Regions from separate parts of the Homo sapiens genome. Here region 2 is linked to region 1. Evidence: chromatin loops called from intact Hi-C (ENCODE). Cell type or tissue: adrenal gland. All regions are shown on one strand.

What was found. A loop is a pair of places that touch in the nucleus more often than their neighbours do. Peaks named below come from ENCODE experiments on the same cell type or tissue, not always from the same donor. Only the 100,000 strongest peaks of a DNase experiment are listed, where the experiment ranks them.
Region 2: a loop joins it to region 1, with 3 times the contacts of the local background. A loop is called at or near these places in 24 of 110 quality-filtered maps.

What each region holds. Positions count from the first base shown.
Region 1 is chr10:131,946,365-131,948,864 of GRCh38, forward strand. PPP2R2D (protein phosphatase 2 regulatory subunit Bdelta) reads left to right here. Exons shown (of 9, transcript NM_018461.5): 8 at 1,166-1,427. Among named protein-coding and RNA genes, the nearest start is that of BNIP3, 34 kb to the right of the region's middle. RefSeq lists an enhancer at 2,119-2,500. In adrenal gland, no CTCF peak of the experiment used is centred here; no DNase peak of the experiment used is centred here; H3K27ac peaks cover 1,919 bases.
Region 2 is chr10:131,884,260-131,886,759 of GRCh38, forward strand. No RefSeq gene overlaps it. Among named protein-coding and RNA genes, the nearest start is that of PPP2R2D, 15 kb to the right of the region's middle. In adrenal gland, CTCF peaks have their summits at 1,260 (motif pointing right) and 1,470; a DNase peak (open chromatin) is centred at 1,272.

The DNA.
Region 1 (2,500 bases):
ACGTCCAGTGACTTCCTCTGATGGGGAAGCCGCCAGTCAATCCCACCAGACTGAGCCGCTGCTCATGTGCAGCGGCGCCCCCAGTGCCTCGGTGGAATGTGCCCATGGACCGTGTGCAGCAGCCTTTTCGCCTGTTCTCTTTCCTGAGGTTGAGTGTGTTTTTAAGAATTCGTATTTCTACTAGAATTCCTGCGATGAGGATGAGTGTTTCGTAGCATTTGGCCTGTATCTTAAGCATAAAATTCTTGAGTAAATAATTTCAGATTCCAGTTCTATTTGTCATCAGAGTGATTTATTTGAGTAAATGCTTGGCGTCGGCACAGCTGGCTTCAAGTTAATTTCAGATGCTAAGCCGACAAACACAGGCTCCTGCATCAAGAAAAAAGAGAAAAAACCTAAAGCAGCTTCAGGTCAAGGAAGCACAAGCCAGGTGCAGTGGTGCTCACCTGTGGTCCCAGCTACCCTGGAGGTTGAGGCGGGAGGATCTTTCTGAAAATAGGAATCCAGTTTTGTCACAGTAGAGCTTGTGTATATTCAGTATTGGAGACAAACCTTGGCTGGCTGGCTTTGACCGGCGGGACCGTCTTGGTGGTTAAAATCAGGACCACAGCGTTGCCAGTCAAGGTGGTCACTCCTGCAGACCCACAAACTGTCGACCCTCCAAAAAGCAGGCAGTTTCTTAGAGGCACAGACCGCTGTGTCTGCATGACCATATAATGCTGTTTGTGTCTTCCTGTGATGTGTATGCGATAGAATTTCACGTGCTCGGGCCTGGTGCCATGAGGACGCGGAGACACTCCTACAGGAATGCGGTGGTGCTGAACCTGGGCACACATCAGGATGCCCCGAGGAGCTCCCACAGATGGCAGTGCCCAGGACCTTGCCTAGAGATTCTCATTCAGGGTCCGGGTGAGACTTGGGCGTCTACGCTTCTCATGCCCATCCCTTGTCCATAGCTGGTGCTAGAATGTCTTATCCGAAGCTCTTGCCCACGGAAGTCACAGAAGATCAGAAAACCTAGAGAATCAGAAAGATCAGAAGACCTAGTGTTGAGGCCAAGCCCTTCCAGAGTCTCTCTGAAGGGGCCACTTCCTACTTGAACTTGAAAATGATTTGTTCTCTGATTTTTAAACAGAAGCTGAAAACATTTTATTTTGTTTTTCAGTTTTTGAAGAGCCTGAAGATCCCAGCAGTAGGTCCTTCTTCTCAGAAATAATTTCATCCATATCCGATGTAAAATTCAGTCATAGTGGGCGGTACATGATGACCAGAGACTACCTGTCGGTGAAGGTGTGGGACCTCAACATGGAGAGCAGGCCGGTGGAGACCCACCAGGTCCACGAGTACCTGCGCAGCAAGCTCTGCTCTCTCTATGAGAACGACTGCATCTTTGACAAGTTTGAGTGTTGCTGGAACGGTTCGGATAGGTAAGGCCTGCGTGGAGATGAGCTGTCGCCCCAAGCTTGCTGGTTTCCGAGAGTGCAAGGTCAGTGAGGGAGGCGAGCTGTCCTCCAGCGTCAGAGGAGGACGCTCATAGGGTGTTGTTTTCCAGACCTTTTGATTGATGGATGATAGTATCAAGGTAGAGAAAATAGGATCTCTGAGCAAGTTTCTCACCTAGCTTGTCATTCCATTTATATTTAGACAAGAAGTATAGCACTAGGTACAGGCCGGCTATGTGTTAAATGCTTAGTGAATGATAGTGTATTACTTTTTATTATGCTGATAATGAGTGAAAAGGAAGGAAGTGGGGAAGTGATTCACCTCACTGGAATGACCGCGTTGCAGTCTGCCTTTCCTTCTGGAGAGAAGTAGATGAAAACACCCCAGAGCCACTGCCTGTCATGCCCAGACACAGCGTGGTCATGGCTGGTCTGAAACACCAATGTAATTTATAATGTGATGGTTCTAGTACCTTGATAATTTATTTTGTATACATTCTTTAAAGATAGCTATGATTAGTGTGGTTGAGAGTTACGTTTTTTTTATTATGCAAAAAGTTACGTTTCAGATGATGGAAGATTGTCTTGCACCATTTTTATATAGAATTTTTGTTCAGAATTCAAGAGAACAGAGGAGTCTATTGGCAATAAGTGATTGACTGGATATTCTGCAAAACCCTCTGGCATAAACACCTAGAAATGCTGGATATGATACAGCAGGTGTCTCTTCAGGTGCATAGTTGAGCTCACAGATAAGCAAGGGAAATCTCACAACGGCCAGAAACTAAGAGGGAGCTGAAACCAGAATGGCAGCCTCTGAAGGCGTCTATTCCGAGAGCAGCCTTGCAGCCCCGGCTGGCCTCAGGAGCATCAGCCCATAGCAGGAACCACTGCCCCTGTGAACAGCAGGTTATGGTGCAAAGCTGAAGCCTTGTCCCACACGAGGTGACTTGCTCATGGTGGCTTTTCCTGTATGTGCTTGGTAATTTTCAAGAGCTGAAGCCTTGGCCCACACGAGGTGTAGAGTTGGAACAGGGACCCCTGAAGATGGTGTCTCC
Region 2 (2,500 bases), 62 kb before region 1:
GACAGACACCTGCTGGGGGGACACAGACACCTGCTGGGGAGGGACGGACACCTGCTGGGGGGGGGACACAGACACCTGCTGGAGAGGGACAGACACCTGCTGGGGAGGGACAGACACCTGCTGGGGAGGGACGGACACCTGCTGGGGGGGACACAGACACCTGCTGGGGAGGGACAGACACCTGCTGGAGAGGGACAGACACCTGCTGGGGAGGGACGGACACCTGCTGGGGAGGGACGGACACCTGCTGGGGGGACACGGACACCTGCTGGGGAGGGACAGACACCTGCTGGGGAGGGACGGACACCTGCTGGAGAGGGACGGACACCTCCTGGGGAGGGACGGACACCTGCTGGAGAGGGACGGACACCTGCTGGGGAGGGACGGACACCTGCTGGGGAGGGACGGACACCTGCTGGGGGGACACGGACACCTGCTGGAGAGGGACAGACACCTGCTGGGGAGGGACAGACACCTGCTGGGGAGGGACGGACACCTGCTGGGGGGACACAGATACCTGCTGGGGAGGGACAGACACCTGCTGGAGAGGGACAGACACCTGCTGGGGAGGGACAGACACCTGCTAGGGAGGGACGGACACCTGCTGGGGGGGACACAGACACCTGCTGGAGAGGGACAGACACCTGCTGGGGAGGGACAGACACCTGCTGGGGAGGGACGGACACCTGCTGGGGGGACACAGACACCTGCTGGGGAGGGACAGACACCTGCTGGAGAGGGACAGACACCTGCTGGGGAGGGACGGACACCTGCTGGGGGAACACAGACACCTGCTGGGGAGGGACAGACACCTGCTGGGGAGGGACAGACACCTGCTGGGGAGGGATGGACACCTGCTGGGGAGGGACGGACACCTGCTGGGGAGGGACGGACACCTGCTGGGGGGACACAGACACCTGCTGGGGAGGGACAGACACCTGCTGAGGAGGGACAGACACCTGCTGGGGAGGGACGGACACCTGCTGGGGGGGACACAGACACCTGCTGCGGCCCACGCCAGAGCCAGGGTTTCTGGACTTGGTGTTTCCACGCAGGCGCCTGCGCCACACATCCAGGCAGCCTCCGCGCCCTGCCCCAAGTCCCTGGGTGTCCACATGGTCAGCACGGGCAGGAGCGCGGGCCTCGGCCCGGGTGCGCTTTCCATTCCCGAGGTCGTTTGTAGGAACTGGGGTGATGCCGCCTCCCGCTGGGGCTAAACCTGCCAGACTGGAAGGAAAGTCTGCGCTGAGGGGCTGCTCACACTCGGCCAGCAGGAGGCAGCAGAGGGCAGCCGCGCCCTGGCTGGGAGGCGCCCAGGGCCGGAGGGTTGCGCTCTGCAGGGTGTGTATCTGCAGGCCTGGGCTCAGCTGGCAGGATTGCGGGTCTGCAGTGTTTCTCAGGTTGTTTGTACTTCGACAGTAAGAGCTGGGCCCAGAAAATGATTTCCCAGCTCTGCAAAGATTCACAGTAAGAGCATTTCACAGGTAGGAAGCACGTCACCAGTGTTCAGAGAGCTTTCATTTATTTTCTTTTGGCCTCATAACTCTTTATGGCAGGTAGGTCAGCAGAGCAAGAACTGTGACTTATCAAGGATGAGCAAACAAACCCGGAGAGGCTGGAAATGCACGCGGGGTCCTCGAATTAAAGCTGGGCTGGGAATACCATGACTTAGATTCCCAGTGCCCAGCCCCAGCCTGGCCAGGAGGGTGGTGGCCCTGCCCCAGCTCCACCCAGCTATCTGTCCACCCTGCTTCTGGTGGGCCGCCTGGGGCCAATGCATCTCCAGTTATACTCCCATCCACCGTGATCCCAAGGAGCCAGGGTCTTGGTCTTACACCCCCAGGCTCATGGACACTCACTGAGGCTTATTTTTAGAGCTCAGAGGACTTGAAGTGCTCCCTGAACCAGCATGCGTGGGTCAAGTTGGAAAGGGCACATTCTAGAATTTCTTGTTTTCAGTTGGTTTTATAACGCCTTTTGTTTGAATGTATTGACAGAAGACTCAGTACCGGACCCCTGAGAATGAGTCACCCCTCTTAATGGTGTACTGCCCTGTCAGTGGCACGTCTCAGGAGGTGACCCACTCGGCAGACAGCAAAGTGCTGAGTGCCATGATGGTTTCCCAGGGAGAAGGCGGATCCGAGCCGGTGGCGGGAGAAGGGAAGAGACAAAGGCCCACGCTGCGTCTTCTGGGAGTGGAGGAGCCTTTCTTTCTGGAGCAAGCAGAAAGTCATCTTATCAGTCAACTTGGCACTTCCTCCCATGAGAACGTGAGAAGATTCACATGGTTAAGGGGACTTTGATGTACAGAGATCTTGTTTCACTGCACAGGATTTTTAAGTTACTCAGATAAATGGGGGAAGACTTGACACTTATTGTGCATAATTTGAATTCAAATAGGCTCCCAGTGAAGGGAAATTACCAGACACTTCGAACAGAGTCTATGCCTTCCGTTCTGTGCCTTCTGCTGATATTTAGGCTCAGAACTGCCTTAGAGCTG